Regions from separate parts of the Homo sapiens genome. Here region 1 is linked to region 2. Evidence: read pairs that join two places in POLR2A ChIA-PET (ENCODE). Cell type or tissue: GM12878. All regions are shown on one strand. Each heading gives the region's core, and the rest is flanking DNA. Links, peaks and the distances in the headings are about the cores only.

Region 1 (5,392 bases), core at 298-5,297, 84 kb after region 2:
GGTTTTCACCATGTTGGCCATGCTGGTCTTGAACTCCTGACCTCAGATGATCCACCCATCTCGGCCTCCCAAAGTGCTGGGATTACAGGTGTGAGCCACCGCACCCAGCCTGTCTTCTTATTAGATTGAGGTTACACATTTTTGGCAAGAATACTACAGAAGCAATGTGTCCTTCTCAGTGCATTATATCAGTGGTCACATAATGGCTACATCATCTTACTGGTGATATTAACTTAGATCACTTGATTAACCCAGTGGTATCTACTAGGTTCCTTCACCATAAAGTTACTATTTTTTCCTTTGTAATTAATAAATATCTTGGGAAGGTACTTTGAAACTATGTGAATACACTTTCTCATCAAGGTTTTACCCACTAATTTTAGCACCCATGGGTCAATCTTCCCTGCAACAATTATTACTGTAGTATTCTAATAACAATTTTCTACTTCCCTCACTCTTTCTACATTTGTTAATTAGAATTATTCAGTAAGGAAGAGTTGTCCCTTTTACCCCCATTTATTTATTTATTCAATTATTTATTTACAACAATTTAGACTCACACATATTTATTTTAATCTATGGGTTATAATCTATCATTATTTATTTTCTGTCTCAAATTATTCCAGCTTTGGCCACTGCAAGCTCTTTCAGTTTAGTTTATGGTGCTCTTTTGATATGCCTCCATCTTTTTAAAAAAGCACTTCATTACCTTTTCAGACTAGAAGGTGCTCCAATTCAACTACTTTTTCATGGAACCCTGGTTCCTTTTATTAGAGAATGGTATTTAAAAACCAAGATCTGACTGCTATATGTGCTCACTGGTACTGAGTTATTATTGCTTCTAGACCCTCTCAGCTAACTTGAAAGCTTGGAAATATATGTATATATATTAACCCATGCATGCACATATATTCATTCTCATTCTCTCTCTGTCTCTCTCTCTCTCTCCACCTCTGATTCCAATCCAACACCACAGGATTCATTCCAGCCTTTCCCATTTCCTTAATTATAACAGTGAGAAATCTAGCTCTCACTAACTATGATATATTTACTTACTTGTTCAACTCTAGTATTAACATAAAGAACTTTCAGAATTGCTAACTCATACCCCTGAGAACAACAAATTTACTAACTAGAGAATAATGTTTTTTGTCTATACCCTTACAGTATCCAATAAAAGTACTATGTCCTAAGTTATGTATTTCTGTCTTTTCTGCCCACCCCCTTCAGTGTAGTGTTATTAATTTATAAGATAGTTGGGTTCTTTTTTCTTTTTTTTTTTGAGATGGAGTCTCGCTCTGTCACCCAGGCTGGAGTGCAGTGGCACGATCTTGGCTCACTCCAATTTCTGCCTCCCAGGTTCTAGCAATTCTCATGTCTCAGCCTCTCGAGTAGCTGGGACTACAGGCACGCGCCACCACGCCCGGCTAATTTTTGTATTTAGAGATGGGGTTTCACCATGTTGGCCAGCCTGGTCTTGAACCCCTGACCTCAAGTGATTCGCTTGCCTCGGCCTCCCAAAGTGCTGGGATTACAGGTGCGAGCCACTGTGCCTGGCCAAAGATAGTTGCGTTCATTTTTTAAAGTTTGTGTTCCACTTTGGGTTCCCCCCCAAATCCTTTCTAAAAATTTTCCATATAGTCAAATCTGCTTCTTTTGGTATACATTTCTATGGGTTTTGATAAATGTGTGGAGCCATCACCACAGTCATGATACACCAGTTGAAGGGCGTTTGAGTTCTTTCCAGGTTGACAATTGTGAGTAAGACTGCTTAAAACATTCATGCACAGGTTTTAGTGTGTATATAAGTTTTTATTTATCTTGGGTGGAATACCTAAAAATGGGATTGCTGAGTGGTATGATTAATTTTATATGAAACTGTGTAATGTATAAGAGCTCCAGTTGGCCCACATCCTTTAAAGTACTTGGTATGGTCAGACTTTTTTATTTTAGCCATTCTAAGAGGTGTGTAGGGGTATTTAGTTGTGGTTGTAGTTTGCATTTCCCTAATGACAGATAATGTTGAACATATTTTCATGTGCTTATTTGTCATTTTTTGGTAAAGCATCTGCTCAAGATTTTTGCCCATTTTTATGGGTTGTTTACTTATAGCATTTTGAGAGTTGTTTTACATATTTTTTTCAGACAGGGTCTTGCTGTGTTGCCTATGCTGGAACGCAGTGGTACAATCATAGTTCACTGTATCCTTGATCTCCTGGGCTCAAGATCCGCTTGCCTCAGCCTCTCCAGTAGGTACGACTACAGAAATGCACCACAATGCCTGGCTAGTTTTTTATTCTTGTAGAGATGAGGTCTCACTATGTTGCCCAGGCTGGTCTCAAACTCCTGGCTCAAGCAATCCTCCTGCCTTGGCCTCCCAAAGCGCTGGGATTAAAGGCATGAGCCACCATGCCTGATCTACATATTCTTAATATGAGTCAGGTATATGTTTTGCAATTATTTTACCCTAGTCTTTGGCTTGTTTTCTTTTAATACAGCACAGGGTTTTTATTTAAAAATCCAATTTATCAATACATTTTAATGGATTGTGCTTTTCCATGTCATATCTAAGAAATCTTTGCAAACCCAAGATCATGAGGTTTTCTTCCTTGTTTTCTTCTAGAAGTTTTACACTTTTATGTTTTACATTTAGATCTATGATCCATTTTTTATTGTGGTCAAATATACATATAAAATTCACCATTCTAACCATTTTAATGGTTATTCATTTGGTATATTCACAAATTTGAGCAACTATCATCACTATCTAATTCCAGAATATTTTCATCACTACAAAAAGGAAACTCTATACCCACTAAGCAATCACTTCCCACTCTCTCACCTCAGCCCTTGGCAACCACTACTGCTTTCTGTCTCTACAGATTTGCCTATTCTGGATATTCCATATAGATTAAATCATAAAATACTGTGGCCTTCTGTGTTTGGGTTCTTTCACTTAGCATAGTTTTAAAGTTTATCCATATCGTGGCACATATCCATGACACAATCCTTTTTATAACTGAATAATATTCCATTGTATAGATATACCACATTTTGTTTATCCATTCATTGGTTGATGGACACTGGGTAGTTTCTATCTTTTGGTTTTTGTGACTAGTGCTTCTACGAATGTAAGTGTACAAGTTTTTCTTTGAACACCTGTTTTCAATTACAGATGGTCCCCCAACTTACAACGTTTCAATTTTACAATGGTGTAAACATGACACATTGAGTAGAAAGTGGTATGACAGTCTCTCACAATGCTGGGCAGTGGTAGCGAGCCACAGCTCCCAGTCATTCATGTGTTCACAAGGGTATACTGTAAGAATTAAAGAAAGAGGAAAGAAACATGAAAGGTGGCTCAACAGTCAAAGACAGGTTCATTTTAGAGAAATACACCTGAGAGGGGTAAGAGTTTTTAAGGATTTAGGGCAGGAGAGTTTATCAGAGACTTTGACTGCTTTTGTGTCTCTTAGTTGTGCTTATCTGGGAGGGAGACTTATGTGTCTGTCCCCATACATCTTCCTGCAGCTGCAGGCATACCGCCGCACCCCTCCCCCCGCCCCCCGGAGAGTCTGCTTTTAGCTTCCCTATCTTACTGCACCTGAAGGGGAAGGAATGTGCTTATTAAGACCCACTGTTTCATGGGGCCCATTGTATGACGGTGAAGTTTGGCAGTTACCCAAGAGACATCCCCCGCCGCCCGCCCCTGCCGCTGCCCGCCCCAGCTCAGTGCCTGAGCTGTCTTATCTGTATTTTACTGTCTGCTCTTTTCTGGTTGCTTGCAGTTAGGAGAGAAGTGATTTCCTTGAAATGCATGAGGATAGAAAGGGAGCTGGAACTGAAAGTGGCGGTGTTTGTCTGAGATGACAGTACTCCTGCTCTGTCATTGCAGACCCTATAGTTATAAAAGGACAAGGGGCGATGTGTTCTTTCTGGCTACTTCCTGCTGAGGGGTGGGGCGGAGAGTTTCTTGGTCTCGGATTGACTGCTGGAGCAACACCATCTGTAGATGTTTTTGGGTACTTGCCTGTGAGGTGGCCGTGATCCTGTCAGTTAAAAATCTTTGAAAAATGTTAATTAGGCAGGGCAAGAACATTAGTCCTAGGCATATTATTAGGAGAGGGCCCAGGAATGGGTTGACCCATGCTGTGATTTTGTTTTTAAACCAATAATTTATTTGGTTGTTTTGGTATTTCCTTAGCTCTTTAGCCCCCCTTTTATTATTATTATTTTTAGTTTTTCAGCAGCACGTTTTACTGGGCCCAACTGGTTGAGATAGAAACATTCCTCACCCAATGAGAGGCAGAGCCGCATGTTTGGAAAGGCCCGTGTGTTATTTTTTTGTTAGTAACTGTTATTCCTGCTATGAGGCTAATAATTAAGCAAAATGCTACAGTAATTGAGATTTTCTGATATTCCACCCTGAGGGTGCTACAGCATATAGTCCTACTGCAAATAGTAGAGTGAGTAAAGCAATTCCCACAAGGGTGGCATAGTAAATAATTTCCATTAAAAAGGTTTTAATATTTGGCTTAAAAGGAGAGAAACGACAAAAAGTATTTGTAGGGGTGAGACTGAGTAAGATGAGTAATTCTCACTCAGTTACTTATTTTTGGGATTTTCAGCTTAAGATTTCTTATTTCTTTACATTGATATTTAGGATGTTTCTCTGGGCTGTTAGGGGTTGCTTCCTTAGCTTTTCAGGCTTTGACTTGAGTGTGATGTAACCAGGAGTTGGTTTTTCTAAAGGATATAATTTAAACTGTAGCAAATGATAAAAATTGAAAAACATTACGCAAGGCTAGAATTTAACAACAGGTGTGCTACAGTTTTTGAAACATAATTTTCATTCTCCAGTTTCCCATTTTATTAAAAGACAAATTATGGTAGGACTGGTTTGCTTTATTATACTTGGCTTAATTATTTGTATACAGTGCAGCAAGAATAATTATTTGCTATATAGGCCTTTTAAATTGGCTTTGATGGAACTTTGTTTCATAGAAGGAATTTGGGATAAGACTTTTTAAAGCCGAGCCCAGCCATGGATTTGTACTATCAAATACCTATGAGTTGGGCAAATTCCTTTTCTCTTGAGGTTTTAAGATAACTTGGGGTTCCTGGCCTGTTAGAAAGTGACATTCTTTACTTACTACAGATCACAAACCCTGTACAGGGACTGTGTACACAAAATATAAGGCCAGTTTTCCAAGGGCTTTATTGGTTCCATAAGTTAAGTTTGATTCCTTAAAGGAGAGCACACCATTCCAGTCAAAGCCTTGGTAAAACAACCAGTTTTTCCCATTGCGTTCTGTTACAAAAGAAAACAGAGTCTTATTGCACTGATGCAAACAACGATATTGTTGTAATTTAAGAAAACTTATAACTAGTT
Region 2 (5,392 bases), core at 83-5,082:
CTCACACTGCCCTATTTCAAAACTTACTGCAAAGGTACAGTAATCAAAACAGTGTGGTGCTGGCACCAGGATAAACATATAGATCAATGGAATAGAATTGAAAGTCCAGAAAAAAAAAACCCATGCAGCTCAAATGATTTTTGATTAGGGTGCCAAGATCATTTAATGGGGAAAGAATAGTCCGTTCAACAGATGCACTGGAAAAATAGATATCCACATGTAAAAGAATGAAGTTGTACCATGACCCCATACCATATATAAAAGTTAACTCAAAATGGATAAAAGACCTAAATACAAGAACTAAAACTGTAAAATAACTAGAAGAAAATGAAGGAATAAATCTTCACGTCTTTGGACTTGGCAATTGTTTCTTAGATATGATACCAAAAGCATAAGTAACAGAAAAAAAATGAATAATTGGACTTAATAAAAATGAAAACTTTTGTGTATCAAATGACATTATCAGGAGAATGAAAAGACAACCCAGAGAATGGGAAAATTATAATCTGATAAGGGTATCCAGAATATATAAAGAACTCTTACAATCTAATAACCAAAAAATCCCCAGTTAACACTGGGCAAAGACTTGAATAGATATTTTTCCAAATAAGATATACATGATATACACATGGCCAATAAGCTCATGAAAAGATTTGTCATTAGTCATCAGGGAAATTCAAATCAAAACCACAATTAGATACCACTTTACATCTGCTAGGATGGCTACAATAAAAACCAACAAAACAACAAGTGTTAGAGAGGATGTGGAGAAATTGGAACCCTAATACACTGCTGGTTGGAAAGTAAAATGGTGCAGCCACTGTAGGAAACAGTTTGGTGGTTCCTCAAAAAGTTAAACACAGAAATACCACATGATCCAGCAATTCCACTCCTAGTTATATACTTAATAAAATGGGAAACAGGTAGGTATTCAAACAAAAACTTACACACCAATGTTCATAGCAGCACTATTCATAATAGCCAAAAGGTAGAAACAGCTCAAATATCTATCAACTGATGAGTGGATAAACCAAATATGGTATAGTATATCCATACAATGGAATATTATTCAGCCACAGAAAGGAATGAAGTACTGTTACTGATTAACCTTGAAGACATTATGCCACGTTAAAGAAGCCGGACACAAAAGACCACAAAGTGTATGATTCTACTTATATGAAATATCCATAATAGGCAAATCTATAGCACCAGAAAGCAGATTAAGTGGTAGCCAGGGGCTGGGGGGAAAGGGGAATAGGGAATGATTGTTTAATGGGGATGAGGTTTCCTTTTGGGGTGGTGAAGACAGCCTGGAATTAAATAGTGGTAATGGTTGCACAATACTGTGAATGTCCTAAATGGCACTGAATTGTGCAATGTAAAATAGTTAAAATAGTAAGTTTCATGTTATGTGTATTTTACCACAATAAAAAGAAAGGTGTTTATATGGGGTACAAGATGCGTGAATGGTGGCCATGAAGCAGAATGAATGAAAGAAAATGGCAGTGTGACTGAATGGCGGGAAATTGGGGGCACCGTGGGAGAGAATACATGTTAATGATTGGTAGAGTGGGAAGGAGTAGGAGCCATGAGGGGCAGAGTGAGCTGGAAGGGGAGTGATGCTGTTACTTTATATCTGAGTGGGTCCTGTGCTCCTGGAAAGCAGTCATGGTTACAAAATTCTCACAGCCCCTGGCTCCCTTTGGGGTTCCAGCAAAGGGCTAACTGCAAAAGTCCCTGGATTACCTGCTTGGGCTGCCATAATAAAATGCCACAGACTGGACGGGTTAAACCAGAAGTTTATTTGGCATAGTTCTGGAGGCTGGGAGAAGTCCAAGATGAAGGGGCCAGCTGATTTGGTTCCTGGTGAGGGTTCTCTATAAAGAAAGCCATAAGGCTTGCAGACAACTGCCTTCTTACTGTGTTTTCACATCACCTCTTTTTTGTGCAAATGGAGAGAGAGTGAGCAAACTCTTGGACGTCTGTTTTTATAAGGGCACTAATCCCATTAGACCAAGGCCCCACCCTCATGACCTCATATAGCCTTAATTACCTCCCAAAGGCCCCATCCTCAAATACCATCACATTGACAGTTTGGGCTTCAACGTATGAATGGGGGGGGGGGGGGGGAAGGGGCGCAATTCAGTCTATAGTAGTCCCTAATGTATTTACACATTCTGAGATAAGACCTATCTCTATCTGTCCTGATTGATGACTCAAGGATGACTCTTTTGCTTACCTGCCTCTATACAACCCGAGGTCTCTTTCCTTGTCTTTGGGATGTTCCTCATTAAGAAAAGTTTTCCCTATTGCAATAAGCTGAAAGGGCTCACCTGTGCATTTTCTTTCAGGTGATCAATTGGTAGAATATGATTAATAGGGGAGAGTGTTTGAGGTCCGGAACCTGATCACTGTCTGTCTCCTGTTTATTCCCCTAGGCCTCAGGGAGGCCTCATAGGACTGGGACCCTGGAATCTCCGCCCTCTCAAATCTCTCTGCAACAGTTTCCCAGGAGGAGGATGGAATGTAGTCCTGGCGGGGTCGCGATCAGATCTGTCTTCTCACCTAGTCTCCGACTAATATTCCACCTCACCTGGGCCCCTTTATCCCTGGGCTTATGTCTCCAACTCTCCCTGCGCCTATGTTTACCAATGTCACTTTCTTCACGTTTCTTTCTCCGTGGGCAGATTGTACCACACCTCCCTATTTGCACCAGTGGTATCTCCCACAACGGACTGTACCAACCTGAGCCTTCGCCACCGCTAGCTTAATAGTATCTATCTCCCTACTGTTATTTTCTTGAGAGGAGTACCAGCTCCACACGTTCTCCCCATCTCCCCACTGATACTGACCGGTGGAGGAATGTATTATCACCGGCTCTGCATCCTTTTTCCCCGGTAATAGGTACCAGGGATGTCCGTACCATTTCAGGCGTCCCCCGTCTCCGCAGTGGTATCTCCCGGCGGAGGGGTCTGTGGTCCTGAACTCAACATTTTTACATACCCGTTCTCTTGAAACCCCCCCAAACACGCCCATAATTTGCCCGTCACTAGCTTTGCACAAAGGGCCCCACTTTTATCGCCAAGTTTTCAAAGTCCTCTCGGAGTTCTATCTTTTCCAAACTTTAAAAGGCATATTACTCTCCTGTACGGAATGGTAAGGGCTGTAAAGATGCCTGCTCCCTTGACAAGCTGGTTTACTGGCACGGCCATTTTTCTTGCCAGCCAAATACGTACAATCATTGCAGTTAAGGAACAAAAAAGTTTTGGTGTTCTATAGCACTGCTTAATAACTATAGTTAGCAATAATTTATTGTACATTTTCAAATACCTAGAAGAGAGGATTTTGAATATTCCCAACGCAAAGAAATGATAAATATTTGAGGTGATGCACATGCTAATTACCCTGATTTGATCATTACACATTGTATGCATGTATTGAAATACCACTCTGCACCCTACAAATATGTACAATTAAAAAAATTTAATCATTAAATTAAAGAAAACCACAGAACAACTTTGGCTGCTAGCACCGACGGCTTTGGGAACGGTACTGCGCATGAGCAAGTATAGTGACTGGCAGTACCTAATTAATGCAGGATAAAGGTCGGAAAAAGGTGGCTGTCAGAGGAAGTTGTGACTGATTTTGGAAACACAAGGGGACCTTGCCTGAATAAGCATTCGGATCTTAACATCAGAGCAGGGTATGAGGCGGGGCAGAGAGTTTACATCGAACGGAAGTGAGAGGGCTGGTGGTCTGCGGACAGAGTCGTCATTTAACCTCTTTGTGCCTTAGTTTCTCTAACTGTAAAATAGGGATGATGATGTTAATGATAATAATAATAATACCTGCCTTGTATGGTTGTTGTGTAGATCAATTGAGTCAATATAAGTGTTTACAACAATGCCTAGCACATACGTAAGTCTTATATATGAGTTTAATATTATTATTATACTATTATTAATACCATAAAATGGATACATATAAACACATAAAATGGAATAGGGAAGTAGAGCAAAACCAAGGCCAGGTTGAAATGTCTATATGTAGATCATAGGATTCTACATAATTATGTTGAGCTACAGTTATTTTTCTGAGCTTCCTAGAAGCCACAACATAGAGGGGGAAAAAAGCTCATTTGCTTTATTTATCTCACCCATACAGAGAAAGTAAGCCACTTCCTCAGAAGCAAAGATTTCTTTGATAAGACAGTTCTCTGATGCGTCAGCCAAGTCCCTTATCAGCAATCTTGTGATAAATACAGAGATAGGATTGCTCTGCTGTGACTTAAAATATGTCTGCATGTCAACCAAAGGTGTCCTGCTAAAGCAGAACTAAAAATATGTGACTCTTCAGGAAATCAAAGCCATGTCTGCACAAATAGCTCTTATGTTCTGGCTCAATATATGGACCTTGATCATCAGGAAGAATCAGTAAACCTCATGCCCTTCAAATTCTTTTCTGATCTATATGTAGTTTTTCCACATCTGGGGTTTCAGAACAGCCTGAGCAACCCAAAGGTCTGCCCTTTTCCTTTTTAGGCTCAGAATTCATGATGTCCCTAAGCATGTTCAGTACTTTCCCTTCTGCCCTTTTTAAGAAAGTCTATATTATTTTGTCATTTTTTTCTCTTCCTACAGAAGTGATTTAGAAGTGGCACACCAAAAATCCAAACTCTTGAGGAATATACAATCTGAAAGGGGGAATTCACTTATAATCTCATATCACCACTCATTCCAAATAACCAATTTCTGATGAATTTGGTTAATTTCCACCTATACACCTCTCTCTCCCCCTTGTTCTTTCTCTTTATATTTACATACACATATAAATATATACGTATGTAAATGTCTTCCTTTTGCTAAAATCTGCTCATTATGTAAAACTGTTTTGCCATTCCATTTGCCCAGAATAGTATTAATAATGGTCATAGTGGTAATGATAATGATAATACAAATGATAATGATAACAAAAGTGACACAACAAGAGCCGACATGTAGTGAGCTCACACTGCACCTGACACCATACTAAGCATTATATATGCATGATCACTTTTAATTCTCACAATGACCTTAGGAAGTAGGTACCATTTTTATCTACCTCTTACAGCTAAGGAAGCTGAGTACCAGAGTGGATAAGCAGATTGCATGGGCTTGCACAGCTGCTCACTGGCATAGCTGGAATAGCCCCTACTTAATGAACACTTGTTGATGGAAGGTATTTCAGTATCAGGACATAGAGATATTTTTAAGAGATGCTTTTTTTTCTTGTATGCATGTACTACGATTTATTAATCAGCCCCATATTGAAGGACTTCTGTGTAATTTCTGCTACAGTGTGGCAGTGATCTCTCTTGTCGTCTTTTTCTTTAACTTTTATTTTAGGTTCAGGG

What was found. ChIA-PET counts read pairs that join two places held together with the same protein. Peaks named below come from ENCODE experiments on the same cell type or tissue, not always from the same donor. Only the 100,000 strongest peaks of a DNase experiment are listed, where the experiment ranks them.
Region 1: POLR2A ChIA-PET joins it to region 2 with 5 read pairs; 2 of 35 experiments call an interaction of 5 or more read pairs at or near these places.

The regions. Positions count from the first base shown.
Region 1 is chrX:47,934,999-47,940,390 of GRCh38, reverse strand. No RefSeq gene overlaps it. Among named protein-coding and RNA genes, the nearest start is that of ZNF182, 66 kb to the left of the region's middle. In GM12878, for the core only: no CTCF peak of the experiment used is centred there; no DNase peak of the experiment used is centred there.
Region 2 is chrX:48,018,894-48,024,285 of GRCh38, reverse strand. No RefSeq gene overlaps it. Among named protein-coding and RNA genes, the nearest start is that of SPACA5, 15 kb to the right of the region's middle. RefSeq lists a silencer at 3,157-3,206. In GM12878, for the core only: no CTCF peak of the experiment used is centred there; DNase peaks (open chromatin) are centred at 2,855 and 2,985; H3K4me3 peaks cover 1,177 bases; H3K27ac peaks cover 943 bases.